Linked DNA regions of Homo sapiens: region 2 is linked to region 1. A link is an interaction called in ENCODE POLR2A ChIA-PET data of the cell type or tissue named here. Cell type or tissue: Panc1. All regions are shown on one strand. Each heading gives the region's core, and the rest is flanking DNA. Links, peaks and the distances in the headings are about the cores only.

Region 1 (5,000 bases), core at 1-5,000:
ACACGGATGTTCTTAGCAGCTGCCTGCAGAACCCTCTGGCGGTGATCCTCCGTTTGATTCAGAACCTTTGGGGAGAAAAGGAACAAGCGAGGGATCCTTTTAACACCAGTTTTAGATCTCAGGGTATGAATGGCAAAGAGGCATAGCTTTCTGAAAAGAGTTGCCAGGGAATTGTCTTTTTCTTCCTCTGGCTAGAATGGTTTCTTTTTTCCAAATTACAAGAAATTAGAGTTCTAGTTACTAACATTCACTTTTATTTAGCTTCAACCTAAAAAGAAACCTGAGAAAATAGTTTAGCTTTTCTATATATGTTCAATCTTACCACCAATCCAAGGCACAACAAATGTAGGTCACTGCCTTTAACTTGGCTTATTAAAGAGCAACGACTTTCTATGTGGGGAATGTAACTCAGTAGGCATCACAAGCCCAGGAGCTGACAAATTAACAAATCCACACAGAATCCTTTGCACATGGGCCAGCATCAGGAGAGGGTGGAAAGAGGCAGTGCTGAATACCACCACCAGCCTACACTGGGAACATGGGCCAGGAGACGCCATGGGATCAGGAGCACCTGTGATCTTTACAGGGGGCTTGGACTGCCACATACCACTGCCATCATGAGGGCAGCTAAGGTGTTACCTTTATGTCAGGCTTCTCATCAGAGGAAAAAATGGTTCAGTGTTGATCCTTTTGAAATCAGTACAGATTTCCCTCAGAGGAATTACAGTGCCAAGACTAAGGTGGGAGGAAGGTACAGGAACATTTTACATTCCACTGGCTTAATACCAAATATTTAATTTTTTTTTTTTGAGATGGAGTCTCGCTCTGTGGCCCAGGCTGGAGTGCAGTGGCGTGGTCTCAGCTCACCACAACCTCCACCTCCCGGGTTCAAACGATTCTCCCGCCTCAGCCTCCTGAGTAGCTGGGATTACAGGCGCGCGCCACCATGCACGGCTAATTTTTATATTTTTAGTAGAGACGGGGTTTCACCATGTTGGTCAGGCTGGTCTCGAACTCCTGACATCGTGATCCACCCACCTCGGCCTCCCAAAGTGTTGGGATTACAGGCATGAGCCAACATGTCCAGCCCATATTTAAGTTTTTAATAGCAGGTGTGGCTAAGCCTGTTGCTTCCAACTGGAAGAAATTAGGCAAGCAACCCAAAGCACAAGTCTCCATCATAGACAATTCTTCAAGTTAGTTCAGAACAAAGCAGTAACTACTCCCTGAAAAATTGTCTTGGGCAGAGGAAGGTGACTTCCTTTGTTTTGTTTTGCTTTGTTTTTAAAAGCAAAGCCATGTCATGCTAGGAAACACATCACTTGAAGATAGCTACTTTCTTTCCTTCTGGTTGTGGACTATTTCACAATTACTATTACTCACTCCTGTAATCCCAGCACTTTGGGAGGCCAAGGCAGGAGGATTGTTTGAGGTCAAGAGTTCCAGACCAGTTTGGGCAACATAGTGAGACCCTATCTCTACAAAAACATACCAAAAAATAATTAGCTGGGCATGGCAGCAGGCACCTGTAGTCCCAGCTACTTGGGAGGCTGAGACAGATTGTTTGAGCCTAGTCGGTCAAGGCTGCAGTGAGCCAAGATTGTGCCACTGCATTCCAGCCTGGGTGACAGAGTGAGATCTGTCTTTAAAACAAAACAAAACAAAACAAAACAAAACAAACAAACAAAACACAAAAAACCCTTCTTCTAGAAGGATGCTAAAGAAACTAGCAAGCAATGTTCTATTTGCCGTTCTCTTTCCTCATCCCATTCCTTGGTATTCAATCCCTTTTTAAACTTTCAGTTCCTACAGCTAGATTTTTAAAAAATCAAATTCTGGTCAGTTATAATGACTACCACATATGCTCTTTAAATCTACCCATAGGTCTGGAAGGAGATTAAGACAGCCTTAGAACCCAGAATATACTAATATAGCCTATCACTCACCAGCAGTTCTAAAACTCTCTCTCTCTGCTTAAACAGGTTAAGTGTATCTCAAAGGAGCCAGCAATAGGTCAGGTTGGTGGGTCATATATGATGGAGGTCACTGAGAGTTAAAATGGAAGTTACAGGCTGGGCACGGTGGCTCATACCTGTAATCCCAGGACTTTGGGAGGCCGAGGCAGGCAGATCATCTGAGGTCAGGAGTTCAAGACCAGCCTGGCCAACATGGCAAAACCCCATCTCTACTAAAAATACAAAAATTAGCCAGGTATGGTGGCAGGCATCTGTAATCACAGCTACTCAGGAGGCTGAGGCAGGAGAATTGCTTGAATCTGTGAGGCAGAGGTTGCAGTGAGCCGAGATCGCGCCACTGCACTCTAGCCTGAGAGACAGAGCAAGACTCTGTCTCAAAAAAAAAAAAAAAGAAAAGAAAAGAAAAAAGAAATGGAAGTTACAACATACCCCTGACAATTCCTGACAATTCTGCCACTGCCAAAAGGAACTGCCTTTGGGATTAAGTATGTTTATTAATATTCTAAGGGGGCAATCATCACTTTCATTCTTTCAAAGGGAACAAAGCCCCACTCACCAGCCTTTCCTTCCATGTACACACAGTTCACAACTCCTCCCTCAGAGCCCTGTGATAACCGTGGTGTGCATAAACCACACTTACTGCAATTTGGCAAAACTCCAACACAGTCTCTTCTTGGGTACAAAAGTCACACCAGAGCTTTTTGGCTAGTCTGTGTGGTTAAGATCAAAGGTGACCGCAAGGATGCATGCCGAGCTATTGGGACCAGCTGCCTCAGGAGGGTGTGTGGGAGAAGGCAGAACTGACTACTCATGTATTTTTAGATTGTTTGATATATATTTGTCTTAACTAAGCATACTTTTAAAAAATTATTATCATAAAAACTATCAGCCGGGCGCGGTGGCTCACACCTATAATCCCAGTACTTTGGGAGACCGAGGCAGGCAGATCACACGGTCAGGAGATCGAGATCATCCTGGCTAACACGGTGAAACCCTGTCTCTACTAAAAAATACAAAAAATTAGCCGGGCGTGTGGCGGGCCCCTGTAGTCCCAGCTACTCGAGAGGCTGAGGCAGGAGAATGGCGTGAACCCGGGAGGTGGAGCTTGCAGTGAGCCGAGATCGCGCCACTGCACTCCAGCCTGGGTGACAGAGACTCCGTCTCAAAAACAAACAAACGAACAAACAAAACAAAAAACAAAAAACAAAAAAAACTATCTCAGACTTGGCTGGGCGCAGTGGCTCACGCCTATAATCCCAGCACCTTGGGAGGCTGAGGCAGGTGGATCACTTGAGGTCAGGAGTTCAAGACCAGCCTGGCCAATATGGTAAAACCCCATCTCTACTAAAAATACAAAAATTAGGCCAGGCACAGTGATTCACACTTGTAATCCCAGCACTTTGGGAGGCCAAGGTGGGAGGATCACTTGAGGTCAGGCGTTTGAGACCAGCCTGGCCAACATGGTGAAACCCTGTCTCTACTAAAAATACAAAAATTAGCCAGGTTTAGTGGCACATGCTTGTCATCCCAGCTACTTGGGAGGATGAGGCAGGAGAATCGCTTGAACCTGTGAGGCAGAGGTTGCAGTGAGCCAAGATCACACCACTGCACTCCACCCTGGGCAAAAGAGCAAGACTCCATCTCAAAAAAATAAATAAAAATACAAAAATTAGTCGGGCATGGTGGCACATGCCTGTAATCCCAGCTACTCAGGAGGCTGAGGCAGGAGCATCACTTGCGCCTAGGAGGCGGAGGTTGCAGTGAGCTGAGACAGCGCCATGGCATTCCAGCCTGGGTGACAGAGTGAGACTCTGTCTCAAAAAAAAAAAAAATCTCAGACCCATGAGGTGGAGAGGAATTGAATATGCTAGGCAACAACGATTCTAGATGCTTTACATTCCTGTCTCGTTTGAGGATGGCTAATGCTATTTTTAACCATCATTCCCTGATACTTTCTCAGCTCCCAGAAGGACATATTACCCATGTACATTTCTTTTTTTGGTATCCTGGTTTGCTACAGGTACCTTATAGAATATCAGCATTTCAAGGAAGGATAATGGTCTCGTATTCCAGTATTTCACAAAAACAAATTCCCTCCAGCCTTCTGCATACCATTTGGAGATCATCAATCCTGGTATTCACTCCAGAAGCCATTTCCTTCCTCTCCTGTGGTGTCTCAGGACAGGGATAGAGTGAGGCTCGGAACCTGGAATATAAGAACATCGAAGTTTCTTAACTTATCTAATTTAAATAATCTCAGAAAGTAATCCTAATGTACCAGAAGGACCAAAACAGGATTAGGTCAGACCGATGTATTAAGTCAACACTTTTTTTTTTTTTTTTTTTTTGAGACAGAGTTTCACTCTGTCACCCAGGCTGGAGTGAAGTGGCACGATCTCAGCTCACTGCAACCTCTGCCCCTGGGTTCAAGTGATTCTTCTGCCTCAGCCTTCCAAGTACCTGGGATTATAGGCGCCTGCCACCACACCTGGCTAATTTTTGTATTTTTACTAGAGACAGGGTTTCACCATGTTGGCCAGGCTGATCTCGAACTCCTGACCTTAGGCGATCCACCCACCTCGGCCTCCCAAAGTGCTGAGATTACAGGCATGAGCCATCATGCCCAGCCTAAGTCAACACTTACGTAAAATGACCTGCAGACGGAGCAATTATAGCATCCGAACTATCTTGACATTCTCTGTAGCTATGAAATTCCTTTGTGATTAAAAAAAAAAAGTAAAGCAAATTATATTGTAAATTAACGGAGTAAGATGGCATGGAAAAAATTCTGCCCCTAGACCAGGTGCAGTGGCTCACGCCTGTAATCCCAGCACTTTGGGAGGCTGAGGCAGGTGGATTGCTTGAGTCTAGGAGTTTAAGACCAGCCTGAGCAACATGGTGAAACCTCATCTCCACAAAAAATACAAAAATTAGTCGGGCATGGTGGCACATGCCTGTAGTCCCAGTTACTCATGGGGCTGCGGTGGGAGAATCAACTGAGCTCAGGAAGTCAAGGCTGCAGTG
Region 2 (16,037 bases), core at 6,070-11,069, 130 kb after region 1:
TGAGAGAATTTAGGGCCATGTTATCCAACCACCACAAATGCCTTCTGAATTTGAGGTTCTGCCTCAAAAGTTCATAGTTCCTTTGACTGAAGGACTTCTATATATCCAAGCATCGTCAGCCCCAGGTATATTGTTCCATGTAAGTGACCAGGACTACCTTAGTATTTCGTATAGGGAAAGTGACCTGAATAAATTTGAGAAAAGAATCTTCCTTCTCTCCAGTAAGCACTGAGGTAAGCATTGAGCCATATTATAGGTTTATGACTTTGAGACTCAGAAATTTAAATTCTTGGCCAGGCGCAGTGGCTCACGCCTGTAACCCCAACACTTTGGGAGGCCAAGGCAGGCAGATCACTTGAGGTCAGGAGTTTGAGACCAACCTGGCCAAAATGGTGAAACTCCATCTCTACGAAAAATACAAAAATTAGCCAGGTGTGGTGGCGGGCACCTGTAATCCCAGCTACTTGGGAGGCTGAGGTAAGAGAATGGCTTAAGTTCTCTTTATCTGCTTTATTTCAGTTGCCTCTCTTAGATGAATATTAATGACTTACATAGCATTTTAGATCAGTGGATGTTTTTGTGATTCTTTTATTTGAGCTTTGGCCAAAGATAACAGTACCCACAGGTTTTTTCCAGCTACTCGCTCTTCTCCCTTCAGTGGCCCTCGAGCCTGGAAAATCTGACATGACAATGTGCTTGCTCAACCTACCACTGTTTTTCTTTTGAAAAGTTTGGCAGCCTGTTTCTGACTCCTATGAAGGTGAATTCCTCAGCATTCACAGTTTATTAGAAAAATACTTTGCTTCTCTCCAAACTCGAAATTCAAGATAACCAAACCTATATATAGGCTGATCTTTCAGGATGCAGTTGTCATGTTGATGCCATGCTTTTCAGTATCGTGGCCATCATCTGTTCAGTAGGGGAGGTGTACTTCTGTAATGGGAGGTGGTGGTTATGTGTGTGTGCAAGTGTTTATTTGGTGTCTTAAGTTAGCCTGTGGGAAGTTCTAAATCAGGATGGTACGTGGTTGCCAGCAGAGAGCTGCTCCTCAAGTGAAGGAGGTAGAATCAAAGCCAATAGGAAAGAGCCTCAGATGCTTATATATGTACCGTGGGGATTCAGAGTGAAAGCAGTCATTGGACTAGGGGTGGGGTTAGGGAGAGCCTGTCTGACAGACACAAGAAAGGGATGGATAACGCCACCCAGAGAAAAAAGCATTTTAGGCAAGAACAAATATGAAAAAGGAACAAAGTCTGTGGGTGGGGGGCAAGGAGGAGATAAGTTGACTTGAAGGAAGACAACACTTATGAAAGTCACCTGGAGGCTGGGTGCCATGGCTCATGCCTATAATCGCAGCACTTTGGGAGGCCGAGGTAGGAGGACAACTTGAGCCCAGGAGTTCGAGACCATCCTGGGCAACATGGTGAGACTGAGTCTCTACCAAAAAAAAAAAAAAAAGAAAATTATCCAGACATGGTGGCATGTGCCTGTAATCCCAGTTACTCAGGAGGCTGAGGTGGGAGGGTTGCTTGAGCCCAGGAGGTTGAGGCTGCAGTGAGCTGTGATCGTATTATTGCACTCCAGCCTGGGTAACAGAGCAAGACCCTGTCTCAAAAAATGAAAGTCATCTGTAGGCTGGAGAGAGGAACTGGAAGGGGCTAAAGTTGGCTGAGTAGTTACAGAGCCTGAGATAAGGGTAAAGATTTTGCATTGGACAATGAGATGTTAGTGTGTGTTTTTGAGCTGGGGAGTGCTGTGATTTTACTCTTATTGAAGAATCACTGAAGGATTATTCTTGAATCAGTGATTCTTGATCATTCTTGAATTTTTCAAACAGCAAAACTGGAAGAGTTGGCCTATTCCTCAGAATATTTTCTAATTGGGCGCAGTGTCCTCACTTGGGAGAACCTGGCTACACACTTTAGTTGTAATTCACTCCAGTCGTTCATTCATTCAATACCTATTTTTTCAGCACCTATTATGAGCCAGACACTATGCTGGATGCCAGGGTTCAGGGTAGGACACGCTAGTGAGCAAAAGCCAAGACTCTTCTTGTCTTCATGGGGCTTTCAGTCCAGCATAGTGGTTATGAGTCCAAGTTAATGGAGTCACAGTACTTGGGTGCAAGTCATGGTGATGGTGATAGAAGGAAGGCATGTGTGAGGGCCAGTGGCAGGCAGGAGCCTGGTGTTTTTGAGGACCTGAAGAAGGAGCAGAGTGAGTGCCAGGAACTTAGCCACCAGCTGGTACCAGCCATACGAGAGGGGCAGAGCCAGCCAGGATGTCGGTCATGCTAGTAATGAGTACAAACACTTACATGCTGCACGCTATTGGGCTCCTGAGTGCTACGTGTTCATTAGCTCGATGAATTTGTACAGCAACCCTGTGAGGTAAGCACTGTTCTCTCCCCTTTCTATAGATGAGGAAATTAAGGCACAAAGAGGATAAATAACTGGCACCAGCTACACGCTAAGTGATCGAAGTGGTGGAACCAGGATTCAAATCCATGCTATTCTGCCTTAAGATAACAAATCTTGTTTTTTAGCCTAAGAACAGAGCAGTCATCAGGAGGGTTTTAAGTAGGGGTGTGGCAAGATCAAGTTTGTGTCTTGAAAAGGTCTCTCTACCCACAGTGTGGAAAATGGCCTGGAGGCAAGCACACAGATGTTGGGAGACAGTTAACAGCTCTTGCCATGGCCCCCTATGCATTTTGGCTCTGATGTTTCTGCCTGATTTTTCTCTTGCCTCTGCCTCTTTTCCTGAGGGGATGGCAGGTTTTACCATTCAGCTGGAGTACAAACCCTGAACCCTTTTTGGTTAAATATCTACTTGCTTTTCCTACAGTATTATTTTGAGTTGCTGTGGCTGTAATGTCTTGAGGGAATCGAGCTTGACAGTAATTTATAGAACAAACAGTTTTTAGAGACTGTGTGGCCCAATTGCCCTCTCAATGTTGGCACTCCTGCCATGACATTTACCATGCTGAGCATGTGACCGCCATCTGAATACCAAATGCCACAGGAACCTGGGAGGTTGTCACTTACTCCTCCCTTTCTCTGAGTCACCTTTGCCCTTCAGTCAGTCACCAAGTCCCATCACATGTAGCTCTGTAATGTCACAGAAGATGGATGTCTGCCTCAAAACACTTACAATGCTGCTACCTAAATTGGGCAGCCACGACCTCCCACCAGGATTATTGCAGCCTGAGGGATCTTTTTGAAATGTAAATCAAACTATCACTTGTCTGTTTAAAGCTTTTCAAAGACTTACCCCATTGCCCTTGGAAGAAAGTGCAGATATCTTGACAGGAGAGCCTTCTCCAGCCTCCTCTTCTGCCGTGGTCTCCTTGTACAGTCTCTACAGTGTACTGCTTCATTAGAACCCTGGAGATTATTATTTGCTAGTTCTGGGCTAAGAACTGGCACCTGGCTTTGTAGAGCTCCTCAGGAGATTCTGAGGCGTATTCAGAGTTGAGCCCTGATCTCTGCTCTGATTTCGAGGTTCTCGTTATATTTATTAATGATCACGAAAAAATTTATTATTATTCTTTGGCCTCACTTTAGCATCATCTGAGGAATTTTTTTTTTTTTTTGACAGAGTTTTGCTCTTGTTGCCCAGGCTGGAGTGCAATGGCGTGATCTCAGCTCACTGCAACCTCCGCCTCCCGGGTTCAAGAGATTCTCCTGCCTCAGCCTCCCAAGTAGCTGAAATTACAGGCATCCACCACCATGCCTGCTAATGTTTTTGTATTTTTTAGTAGAGGTGGGCTTTCACAGTGTTGGTCAGGCTGGTTTTGAACTCCTGACGTCAGCTGATCCACCCACCTAGGCCCCCCAGAGTGCTGGGATTACAGGTGTGAGCCACCGTGCCCAGCCGTAGCTTTCGAAATTTGAAACCTGGTCCCACTGTCAGAGGTTCCAATTTGGCACTGGTTTGGTTCCCAGGCATCTTTCTTGCTGTATATATTTTTTAGTGTCAGCCAGGGTGGAGACCTCTGTATTACTTCATGGGGAAGAATTTGGGAGAAGATGTTGTGAGGAGACAGGTTCTAGTCCTAGAGTGATTTATCCTTTCTCGTACAGATTTCCAGGTATTTGAGGGGCCACTCTTCTGTAATTCATGTTTTTCTCTCCTAACCTCACTCCTGTTGCCTGCATCTTCTTGCTGAGCAAAATATTCAAGGTCTTCAACTCCTCACACCCTGGTTGTCCCTCCCTGGATGTGTTTGGTTGTTTTAGTGTTCCATTTCAATTTTGATACACAGAATTAGAATAGCATCCAGATGTGGGTCTGTTACAGCTAGACTACTAGATCCTTCAAAATCCAAGTACTAGTATGTCTATTAAAATACCATAAGATCACATTGGCTAGTTACAATGGTTGGTTTGTGGGTTACTTAAAAATCAACTAAAATTCTTTTTTTTTTTTTGAGATGGAGTTTTGCTCTTGTTGCCTAGGCTGGAATGCAATGACACAATCTTGGCTCACTGCCACCTCTGCCTCCCAGGTTCAAGCAATTCCCCTGCCTTAGCCTCCTGAGTAGCTGGGATTACAGGCATGTGCCACCATGGCCAGCTAATTCTGTATTTTTAGTAGAGATGAGGTTTTTCCATGTTGGTCAGGCTGGTCTCGAACTCCCGACCTCAGGTGATCCACCTGCCTCAGCCTCCCAAAGTGCTGGGATTACAGGCGTGAGCCACTGAGCCTGGCCAAAATTCCCACTTTCTAATACTCCTGTAGTAGCTGGGTACGGTGGGTCACATCTGTAATCCCAGCACTTTTGGAGGCTGAGGCTGGAGGATCGCTTGAGCCTAGGAGTTCGAGACCAGCCTGGGCAAGATGGCCAGACGCCATCTCTAATTTAAAAAAAAGAAAAAACAAGACTCCTATAGTGGTGAAGAACAGACATTCCGAAAACAGACTGTGCGTTATGATTCCAGCTCCATGCCTTTACTACCTGTGTTGTGACTTTGGATAAATCACTTAAAAATCTTTTTTTTTTTTTTTTTTTTTTGAGACGGAGTCTTGCTCTGCCGCCCAGGCTGGAGTGCAGTGGCGCGATCTCGGCTCACTGCAAGCTCTGCCTCCCAGGTTCACACCATTCTCCTGCCTCAGCCTCCCAAGTAGCTGGGACTGCAGGTGCCCGCCACTACACCTGGCTAATTTTTTGTATTTTTAGTAGAGACGGGGTTTCACCGTGTTAGCCAGGATGGTCTCGATCTCCTGTCCTCGTGATCCACCCGCCTCAGCCTCTCAAAGTGTTGGGATTACAGGCGTGAGCCACCGCACCCGGCCAAATCACTTAAAATTCTGTGCCTCAGTTTCTCCTCTGTAAAGTGGGATAAAAATAGTACCTATCTGATAGGGTTGTTACAATTATGAAATGAGCAAATAAGTATGTCAAGTGTTTAAAACAGCGCCTGGCTTCTTGTAAAAAGTGCTATATAAATCATAGCTATAATCATTACTTATTTCGACTGCTCTTTAACCAAGGTTCTTATTTTTCATCTTTTTCTTTTGTTTTGAATATCACTTAGTGTTTTCACCTTTTACTCTTTTTAGGACCTAGAGCCATCCTAGGTGAAATACGTATGGAGATATTTGATCAGGTCACCACCCAGCTCTCCTGACCTCCCTTCTCTCCTTAAATTAACATGCCAAATCACAGCATCACTGACTCCTTCCCTCCCGATATGATAAGAGTGTGCATTGAAATGCATGTATTTTACTTAGCAGGGAAAGCTGATTAGTGATTATCACACTTAACCCCTAGTGAATCTGATGGATTAACCTGCTTTCCAGGACACTAAGGAAATGGGTTTAAGATAAGAAATATCTGGCTGGGTGCGGTGGCTTTACGCCTGTAATCCCAGCACTTTGGGAGGCCGAGGTGGGCAGATCACGAGGTCAGGTGATTGAGATCATCCTGGCTAACACGATGAAACCCCCTCTTTACTAAAAATACAAAAAATTAGCCGGGTGTGGTGGCGGGCGCCTGGAGTCCCAGCTACTCGGGAGGCTGAGGCAAGAGAATGGTGTGAACCCAGGAGGCAGAGCTTGCAGTGAGCTGAGATTGTGCCCACCGCATTCCAGCCTGGGCAACAGAGTGAGACTACATCTCAAAAAAAAAAAAAAAAAAAGTAAGAAATGTCCATGAAAGGGAGACCCTGGGGGAAAGGAACAATAACTGCAGCTCTGAGGATCTGGCACCAGCAGCACCAGCACAGAGGGATGCTGTACAACCATTATTGATTTTAACTTTACAACAGTTCTTCAAAGGAGAGAGAGTTCCCTGTTTTACTGAAGAGAAAGCCCATTTGGTAGTGAAATACCATTCCCAAAGACAAATAGCTAATAAATGTCAGGCAGGGTTTTGCACCCAGGCCCATCCAGCTCCCGTCTCTACTGTCCTTTCCCCCACACCACACTGATACAGAGGAATGTGTCTGGTTGGGGAAGTGGAAGTGTTCCCAAGTGGGGAGGTCATCTGATGCACAAATTTGGTCTGTTTTGTGGGTTTTCTTGTTTTAGTTTTAGTTTTTGTAGAGCTCAGACCTGTTCTTAGGCAGCTTTAACAATCAACTGTGCACTCAGTAATTGACAAATCATGTTTGTTACTTTTAATTTAGAGGGAATTAGGTTTGTTAAGCTCTTGCTCCTTCTTTAGAGATGGGGTCTAGCTCTGTCACCCAGGCTGGAGCGCAGTGGTATGATCACAGCTCACTGCAGTCTCAATCTGCTCAAGTGATCCTCCTGCCTCAGCCTCCATGGGACTACAAGCATGGGCCACCATGCTAGGCTAATTTTAAAAAAATTTTTTTGTAGAGGCAAGGTCTCACGGTGTTGCCCAGGCTGGTCTTGAACTCCTGAGCTCAAGCAATCCCTCTTCCACCTTGGCCTCTCAAAGTGCTAGAATTATAGGCATGAGCCACCATGCCTGGCCTTTACTTCTTTCATATATTCAAATTTTGTCATATTAGTAGGGAACTATAACTCAAGTTTTCTTATAGATTGATGTTCATTTTTACAAGCTTGATCGTCATTGGTTTTTAATTTTAAAGCAAATCCTGTTATATGTAATTGAACATTACAGTAATTATAGTAATTTGTTTCAGATTGGGCACTCAAGTGTTAATATTTTGTCTCTTTAGGAAATCAAAACTAGATTTATATATAGACTTCTTATTGCAAGTATCTAGTCTTAAATCTTACAAAGGTACTATTTGGACTTAAAACTATGAAATTGTGTGCTTACTATATAAGTGTACTTATTTTGAGTTATGTTTTAAACTTGAAATTCCATTCTTAATGTCTAGAGTAATTATGAATGGTTAAATTATGAATGACTCTAATAGTTTAAAGCTACAGTATTTATTTATTTATTTATTTAATTTATTTTTTGAGATGGAGTTTCGCTCTTGTCGCCCAGGCTGGAGTGTAGTGGCACCATCTTGGTTCACTGCAACCTCTGCCTCGCGGGTTCAAGTGATTCTCCTGCCTCAGCCTCCCAAGTGGCTGGGATTACAGGTGTATTTCACCATGCCTGGCTAATTTTTGTATTTTTAGTAGAGACAGGCTTTTGCCATGTTAGCCTGGCTGGTCTCGAACTCCTGACCTCAGGTGACCTACCCTCCTCAGCCTCCCAAGGATTACAAGCATGAGCCACCACACCTGGCCTACAGTATTTTAATGTGGACTCTCTGTCATCCATTATGCTGTTTATCCTGTGGTGAAAATTTTATGAAGATTGAATGTTTTTCTCTAGCGTGAATTGCTTTCTCTTACTTTTCTCATTTTTTTCCTTCCTAATCTACTTGCAGATACTTCAGATTATTTTTAGAACGTGGTATGGTGAGAACAAATAAATTGGGGTTTCCAAATCTTAATAAATTATGTGGCCCTCAGTGGGATTAGCAGGGTTGTATTGAAAACACCAATAGAAACAAAATAGTTCTTTTATGCGCTTTAAATAAAAATTTCTTTTCAGGCCAGGCGCAGTGGCTCACACCTGTAATCCCAGCACCCTGGGAGGCTGAGGCAGGCAGATCACCTCAGGTCAGGAGTTTAAGACAAGCCTGGCCAACATGGTGAAGCGCCGTCTCTACTAAAAATACAAAAATTAGCCGGGTATGATGGCGCATGCCTGTAATCCCAGCTACTCCAGAGGCTGAGGCATGAGAATCACTTGAACTCAGGAGATGGAGGTTGCAGTGAGCTGAGATGGTGCCACTGCACTCTAGCCTGGGCAACAGAGTGAGATTCTGTCTCAAACAACAACAACAACAATAACAAAACATCTCTTTTCAGGCCAGGTACTGTGGCTCACGCCTGTAATCCCAGCACTTTGGGAGGCCAAAACAGGAGGGTCGCTTGAGACCAGGAGTTTGAGACCAGCTTGGGCAGCTGGTCTCTATTTGAACAAACAAACAAACAAACACAATACTCTTTTCATAGAAAAATGTTTACTACACAATAAACTTTAAAAGAATATGCAGCTGTATTAATGCTATGACTCCAATGTAAAAAAAAAAAAATATATATATATATATACACACACACAAACACATTCTGAAATAGATTTAAAGGAATTACATCAACATGTCAATTTTTATTTTTTCGGAGACAGGGTCTCGCTGTGTCACCCAAGCTGGAGTACAGTGGTGCAATCACAGCTCACTGCAGCCTTGACTTCCTGGCCTCAAGTGATCCTCCCCCCTCAGCCTCCCAAAGTGCTGGGGTCACAGACCACCACACCTGGCAACATGTCAGTTTTTGTTCTGCATAGTGGGATGGTGGGATATGGATGTTTTTATCTTTTATTTTCTTTTTTATATTTTTCTAAATTTTCCACATTGAACATTATTTTATAATCTTTCAAACATATCTCTTAAAAGGACTGGTTCCTATAGAATTCAGTGCAAGAAATCTTCTGTGTTTCTTTATACTTTGGTTGCCTTGATCACTGGGCCTTTCCTGACAGCAAAGAAGAGGTTAGTGTAGGCAGCAGATAAAACACAGGTATGCTCTATTTAAAATGCATGTATTTATAATAAAAGTATAGGTGGTACCCAAAGGAAAATGTCATGACACATTGCAAAGTGGAACAGAAGTTATCTTTAGATCACTTTCTGTTCTGGATTATTGTATGAGCCTGATTTTCGTCTCTCTTTCCGCCTTCCCTCACCCTCGTTGTAAATCCACTAGTGCATGGATGTGAAGTACAAGTCTTAACTTTAAAAAGTTTTATGAAGCTGTGTAGTAAATCCCTTTTGTAAGTGGTCTTGACTGCGTTTCTCAATATATCTTTTGGTTTCATTAGATTCAAGTATATAAATGAGAACTGTAACTTTGGACAGACTTTTTCAGTCATCTTTACGGTAATAAGTTCCCAATTAGACAATAGTTATTTGTTTTATGACTTGCTGTTGGTAGGTTATCCCCAAGGGACTGAGAAATTCCTGTTTTGAAAAGTCCAAAAAGTCTTTGATGACTTGCTGTTTCATTTTTTTCTTTTCTCTTCAGTTATAGAAAACAGGATTACACCCACCTTGCCTTTGTACAGTGCATCTACTATCTGCTGACTTAACCTGAGTAAATGCTTTGAATTGAGCCCCATATAATGTCCTAAGGCAGCCTATATGGAGTAATGAATTGTCTTCTCTCTTATGCACCCAGAGTGGTAGTTGGCACTCAAGTTGTTCCTCAGATAACTTTGTGTGTTCTGGGGCTCAATGAAGTAGTTATTAAGTCACAGGCTTGGGGAGAACATTCATCCTATGGCATTGAATGAAGTGTTGCCCAATTCTAGAATGTCTAATAAAATTTTTTTAAAAACCCACAGGCTTAGAATTATTCCGTAGATATGAAGTAATGTAGTTAGAACTTAGTGGAGTTCTTTAGATTAACTTGTAATTTGAAAAACCAAAATTGAAATTGTGAAATAACATGGGCTCTTTGAGGTCTTTTCCAGTAAAACAGTTACAGTAAAGCTGCTTGGCAGTGATTTTCCTAGACACTTTGGCTAGTCATCTCCTGTGACTGCTGTTAATTAAATATGGTTTGTAGCTAAGCAGCCTGTAAGGAGAAGACTATGGAAGTATTTGCATATTCTCTCCTTGAAAATACTACCTGGTCTTTGGCTTTAAGTTATACTTTTATTTTCCCCTGTAGAATAACTATTAAAGTATTACCTATGGTGATTAGACTAAGAAGTAAAACATGAAATCAGTCATTGTTGGTGCCCTGGTGCCTTCTTTTTTTTTTTTTTGAGACAGAGTCTCACTCTGTTGCCCAGGCTGGAGTGCAATGGCACGATCTTGGCTCACTGCAACCTCTGCCTCCCAGGTTCAAGCGATTCTCCTGCCTCAGCCTCCCAAGTAGCTGAGACTACAGGCGCCCACCACCACGCCTGGCTAATTTTTGAATTTTTAGTAGAGACAGGGTTTCACTATATTGGCTAGGCTGGTCTCAAACTCCTGACCTTGTGATCCGCCCACCTCAGCCTCCCAAAGTGCTGGGATTATAGGTGTTAGCCACTGTGCCCAGCCTGGTGCTTTAATTTTATGGAAAAAACTACTAGCTGGTTTCTGTTTTAAGAAATAACACAGGCCGGGTGCCATGACTTGCGCTTGTACTCCCAGCAGTTTGGGAGGCCGAGGCGGGCGGATCACGAGGTCAGGAGTTTGAGACCAGCCTGGCCAACATAGTGAAACCCCGTCTCTACTAAAAATACAAAAATTAGCCGGGCGTGGTGGGGCATGCCTGTAGTCCCAGCTACTCGGGAGGCTGAGGCAGGAGAATCGCTTGAACCTGGGAGGTGGAGGCTGCAGTGAGCCAAGATCGCCCCACTGCACACCAGCCCGGGTGACAGTATTTCATCTCAAAAAAAAAAAAAAAAAAAAGAACACAATTATTGTACTACTTACTAGCCCTCCTCTGTCCCCAGCTAAAAATAAGAACAGCAACAACCAAAAAATCCTTAGTTATGTACTGGAAATGAATTAGATAATTTTCAATAACTTACACGTTTTTAGGATATGTTAGTTTGAAAATGCAAATATTCATGCATGACCCCAGTGTTAATCTATGATGGAGCAGGTATAGTGGGATGCTGTTTCATGATTTAATTTGGACCTTCAGGGAGTAGACTGTGATGCCTCTGCATTTGTATCCAAGACAAATAATTAAATAGTCTATTTTTGGCTGGGCATGATGCCTCATGCCTGCAGTCCCAGCACTTTGGGAGGCTGAGGTGGGAGGATCGCTTGAGGCCAGGAGTTCAAGATCAGTCTGGGCAACAAAATGAGACCTTGTCTCTACAAAAACTACAAAAAATTAGCTGAACATTGTGGCTTGTGCCCCTAGTCCCAGCTACTCAGGTCCCTGAGTTAGGAGGATTGCTTGAGCCCAGGAGTTGGAGGTTACAGTGATCTATATTTGCCACTGCACTCCAGCCTGGGTGACAGAGAGAGACCCTGTCTCAAAAAATAAAGTCTGTTTTTAAAATTAATTTTAAACACTGGAGTTTATTACAAAAAGCAGTTGGTTCTTTTTTTAAATCATTTTTTTTTAGGAGAACCACCGCTTTTTGGCTACATTGTCTAGAGTAGCAGTGTTCAATAAAAATAAGATCCAAGTCACATATGTAATGTTAAGTTTTCTTTTAGTTTCTTTTTCTTTTCTTTTCTTTTCTCTTCTTTCTTTCTTTCTTTCTTTTTTTTTTTTTTGATATGCAGTCTCACTCTGTTGCCCAGGCTGGAGTGCAGTGGCACGATCTCGGCCCACTGCAACCTCCGCCTCCCGGGTTCAAGCAATTCTCCTGCCTCAGCCTCCCGAGTAGCTGGGACTACAGGCATGTGCCACCATACCCAGCTAATTTTTGTATTTTTAGTAGAGATGGAGCTTTGCCATGTTGGCCAGTCTGGTCTCAAACTCCTGACCTCGGGTGATCCACATGCTTTGGCCTCCCTAAGTGCTGGGATTACAGGCATGAGCCACCATGCCCTACCAATGTTAAGTTTTCTAGTAGCCATATTAAAAGAAGTAAAAAGAAATGGGTGAAGTTAATTTTAATAATATATTTTATTTAACCCAATATATCTAAAATATTATCATTTCAACATGAACAAGATACTTTACATTCTTTTGTTTTTCACTAAGTCCTCAAAATCCAGTGTGTATTTTATATTGACAGCATAGTTCAGTTTGAAGCAGCCACATTTCAAGTGCTCAGTAGCCACATGTGGCTAGTGACTCCATACTGGACTGTGTAGGTTTAGAGTTTCAGTAAATTTGTATGCAATAGAATCTACATAAATTGGCATATTATGCAGATTTCTTTGTATGCACATCAGTTCTTGCATAGCATAAGTCAGGTCATGATGCTTTTAGTCTATGAGGCAGATTTTTTTTTTTTTTTTTTTGAGACAGAGTCTCACTTGGTCACCCAGGCTGGAGTGTAGATGCACAATCTTGGCTCACTGCAACCTCCATGTGAGGCAGATTTTAACTTGGCCCTAATGCAAATATTGTAAGAGAGATCTAATGGCCTTTGATTTCTTACAGAGGGCAATCAATACATGCCATGGTTACAATGCTTCAGCATATAGTATGCACGTCAGCCACTGCTTTTACTCTGGCTAGTGCTTAGTGTACCTGTACCACTGCCCAGGCAGCATTTGTCCTGTGGCAGGTGAATCTTAGGGTGGAAGGTGGCAAGTAACATTGCTTTTTTTTGAGAGGGAGTCTTGCTGTATTGCCCAGGCTGGAGTGCAGTGGTGCGATCTCGGCTCACTACAACCTCCACCTCCCGGGTTCAAGTGATTCTCCTGCCTCAGCCTCCTGAGTAGCTGGGATTACAGACGGCCACCACCATGCTCGGCTAATTTTTGTATTTTTAGTAGAGACGGGGTTTCACTATGTTGGCCAGGCTGGTCTCGAACTCCTGACCTCGTGATCCACCCGCCTCGGCCTCCCAAAGTTCTGGGATTACAGGTGTGAGCCACCGTGCCCAGCCTACATTTTTAAATTAATTAATTATAAGCAGGATCTCACTGTGTTGGCCAGACTGGTCTTGAACTGATAAGAGTTCAAGACCAGCCTAGGCAACATGGTAAAACCCTGTCTACTAAAAAATACAAAAAAAAAAATTAGCTGGGCATGGTGGTGCGTGCCTATAATCCCAGCTACTTGGGAGGCTGAGGCAGGAAAATCGCTTGAACCCGGGAGACTGAAGTTGCAGTGAGGTGAGATTGCACCACTGCACTCCAGCCTAGGCGATTCCATCTCAAAAACAATAACAACAAAATAACATTGTTGGAATATTTAGTTAATTTATAGAAGCGTATTGGCCTAATTGGGGCAAATACCTTATTCTGACATTCTCTCTATTTGCTTTACTGAGCTTTTTCACCAGTGGAATTTAAGCCCTTGATACATGAGGAGGGAAAATACCTTGGAGCTGTGCTGCACATGTAAAGTACACAGGAGATTTAGAAAACTTCGTAGCAAAAAAAAGAGTGTAAAGTATCTCATTAATAGTTTTTGTGGGCTGGACACGGTGGCTCAAGCCTATACTCTTGGCACATTGGGAGGCTGAGATGCATGAGTCTAGGAGTTTGAGACCAGCCTGGGCAACACAGTAGGACCCCGTCTCTACAAAAATAATCAGCCAGATGTGGTGCGCATCTGTAGTCCCAGTTACTTGAGAGGCTGAGGTGGGAGGATCGTTTGAGCTGGGAAGTTGAGGCTACAGTGAGCTGTGATTGAACCACTGCACTCCAGCCTGGGTGACAGAGTGCCTGTCTCCAAAAAATAAATAAATAAATAATAATATGTTTTGTATGTTCATATGTTGCAATAACATTTTGGATATATTAAATGAAATAAAATACATTAAAATTAATTTCACCTGTTTCTTTTCTTTTCTTTTTTTTTTTTTTTTTTGAGATGGAGTCTCGCTATGTCATCAGGCTGGAGTGCAGTGGCACGATCTCGGCTCACTGCAACCTCCTCCTCCTGGGTTCAAGCGATTCTTCTGCCTCAGCCTCCCTAGTAGCTGGGATTAAAGGCATGTGCCACCACACCCAGCTAATTTTTGTATTTTTAGTAGAGACGGGGTTTCACCATATTGGCCAGGATGGTCTCGATCTCCTGACCTCATGATCCGCCTGCCTTGGCCTCCCAAAGTTCTGGGATTACAGGCGTGAGCCACTGCACCCAGCCTCTTTTAACTTTTTAAGTATGGCTACCAGAAAATTTAAAATGCATGTGTGGCCTGTATTCTATTTCTGTTGGATGCTGCTGCCTTAGATTATTAATTATTCAATGTAAAGACTGCTGGGAGGTACTACCTGCACTTCCCTGAATATATGCTTGAGAGCTCCACCAGCCGTCTTCACAGTAGCAAGAGGGGTATTCTGAGTCTGTCCCCCAAAGAGGGAGGGAGAAGTGCAGCCCTCTCAGGTTCTGTCAGAAAACCTGATCCCAGGCCAGGCGTGGTAGCTTACGCCTGTAATCCCAGCACTTTGGGAGGTTGAGGCAGGAGGATTGCTTAAGCCCAGGAGTTCGAGACCAGCCTGGGCAACACAGTGAAGACCCTATCTCTACAAAAATTTTTTTAAAAAAATTAGCCAGGTGCAGCAATGCTGCCTGTACTCCCAGCTGCTTGGGAGGCTGAGGTAGGAGGATTGCCTGAGCCCAGGAGTTAGAGGTTGCAGGAGTTAGAGGTTCCACGATCGCACCTTTCATTCCGTTACATTTGCTGCCTTGAGAACAGAAGACCTGCTGGTTTTGTTGCCAGTTTGCTCAGTCATTTTTATGAAAAAGCCAGTGCTAACTAGGTGCTTCTTCGTGCCTTCTCTGAGAATCAAGAACTCTAGTATGTTTGCGTGTGTTCAGTCTCTCATTAAATGTTCTCACTATCCCAGAGAACCATCTCATTGGACCTTGGTCTGTACATACCTTCATCTTTGGCTCTGACTTGTAATTATTTTTAGAACTTCTCTTTTTTTTTTTTTGGAGACAGAGTTTTGCTCTAGTTGCCAGACTGGAATGCAGTGGCACGATCTCAGCTCACCTCAACCTCTGCCTTCCAGGTTCAAGCAATTCTCCTGCCTCAACCTCTTGAGTAGCTGTAATTACAGGCATGTGCCACCACGCCTGGCTAATTTTGTGTTTTTAGTAGAGACAGGGTTTCTCCAAGTTGGTCAGGCTGGTCTCAAACTCCCGACCTCAGGTGATCTGCCCGCCTTGGCCTCCCAAAGTGCTGGGATTACAGGCGTAAGCCACTGCGCCTGGCCTAATTTTAGAACTTGTTAAAACAACTTGGCCTCTATTGATATTTCCATGACCCATGCTATTCAGAAAGAGGATTACAGGTAATTAGCTGGCTGGGTTTCTCATACCAGAGCATTTCACTGGGATGTTCCTGAACCTGGGACAACTTTTATGCCTGGCATTTTTCTTTCCTTCTCTGTTGTCCCAGACTAAGCAATTTTTAAAATAGTTATTATTTGTTGAGTAGGAGAATCTCAGGCAGATCTTCCTGGATCCTCATTTATACTTTTAAACCTGTAGTCTTGGAATTAGTGCTCTGTCCCCCAACCCCAAACATCCAATTTCTACATTTTGGCTACAGTACAGGTTTACTGTGTATAACTAAAAGGGCTGTGGAGGAGAAAGAAAGGAACCGACATTTGTTGGGCATCTGTTATGTGCCATGCACTGAGCTGGATGCTGTAGGAATATCTCAATACCTCTGAGGAGTGGGAATTATTATCTCTATTTTATAGACAAGGGAATAGAAATCTGGGAGTTAAGTAATTTTTTAATTTCACACACTTCTGGTAGATAATGGATTCTAGAACCTGGCATAATAGCCACTTGTCATCCCAGTGTAAAAGAGATGTGTGGCCAGATGGGGTGGCTCACATATGTAATCCCAGCACTTTGGGAAGCCGAGGCAGGAGGATGACTTGAGCCCAGGAGTTCAAGACCAGCCTGGGCATGTTTTGTTTGTCTCACGAAACATTTTTTAA

What was found. Peaks named below come from ENCODE experiments on the same cell type or tissue, not always from the same donor. Only the 100,000 strongest peaks of a DNase experiment are listed, where the experiment ranks them.
Region 2: POLR2A ChIA-PET joins it to region 1 with 6 read pairs; 2 of 35 experiments call an interaction of 5 or more read pairs at or near these places.

Annotation. Positions count from the first base shown.
Region 1 is chr17:42,482,220-42,487,219 of GRCh38, reverse strand. ATP6V0A1 (ATPase H+ transporting V0 subunit a1) reads right to left here. Exons shown (of 22, transcript NM_001130021.3): 9 at 4,089-4,182; 10 at 1-65. Among named protein-coding and RNA genes, the nearest start is that of MIR548AT, 10 kb to the left of the region's middle. RefSeq lists a silencer at 2,520-2,579. In Panc1, for the core only: no CTCF peak of the experiment used is centred there; no DNase peak of the experiment used is centred there.
Region 2 is chr17:42,349,037-42,365,073 of GRCh38, reverse strand. The region is part of intron 1 of STAT3 (signal transducer and activator of transcription 3); the gene reads left to right. Among named protein-coding and RNA genes, the nearest start is that of STAT3, 31 kb to the left of the region's middle. In Panc1, for the core only: no CTCF peak of the experiment used is centred there; no DNase peak of the experiment used is centred there; H3K27ac peaks cover 1,180 bases.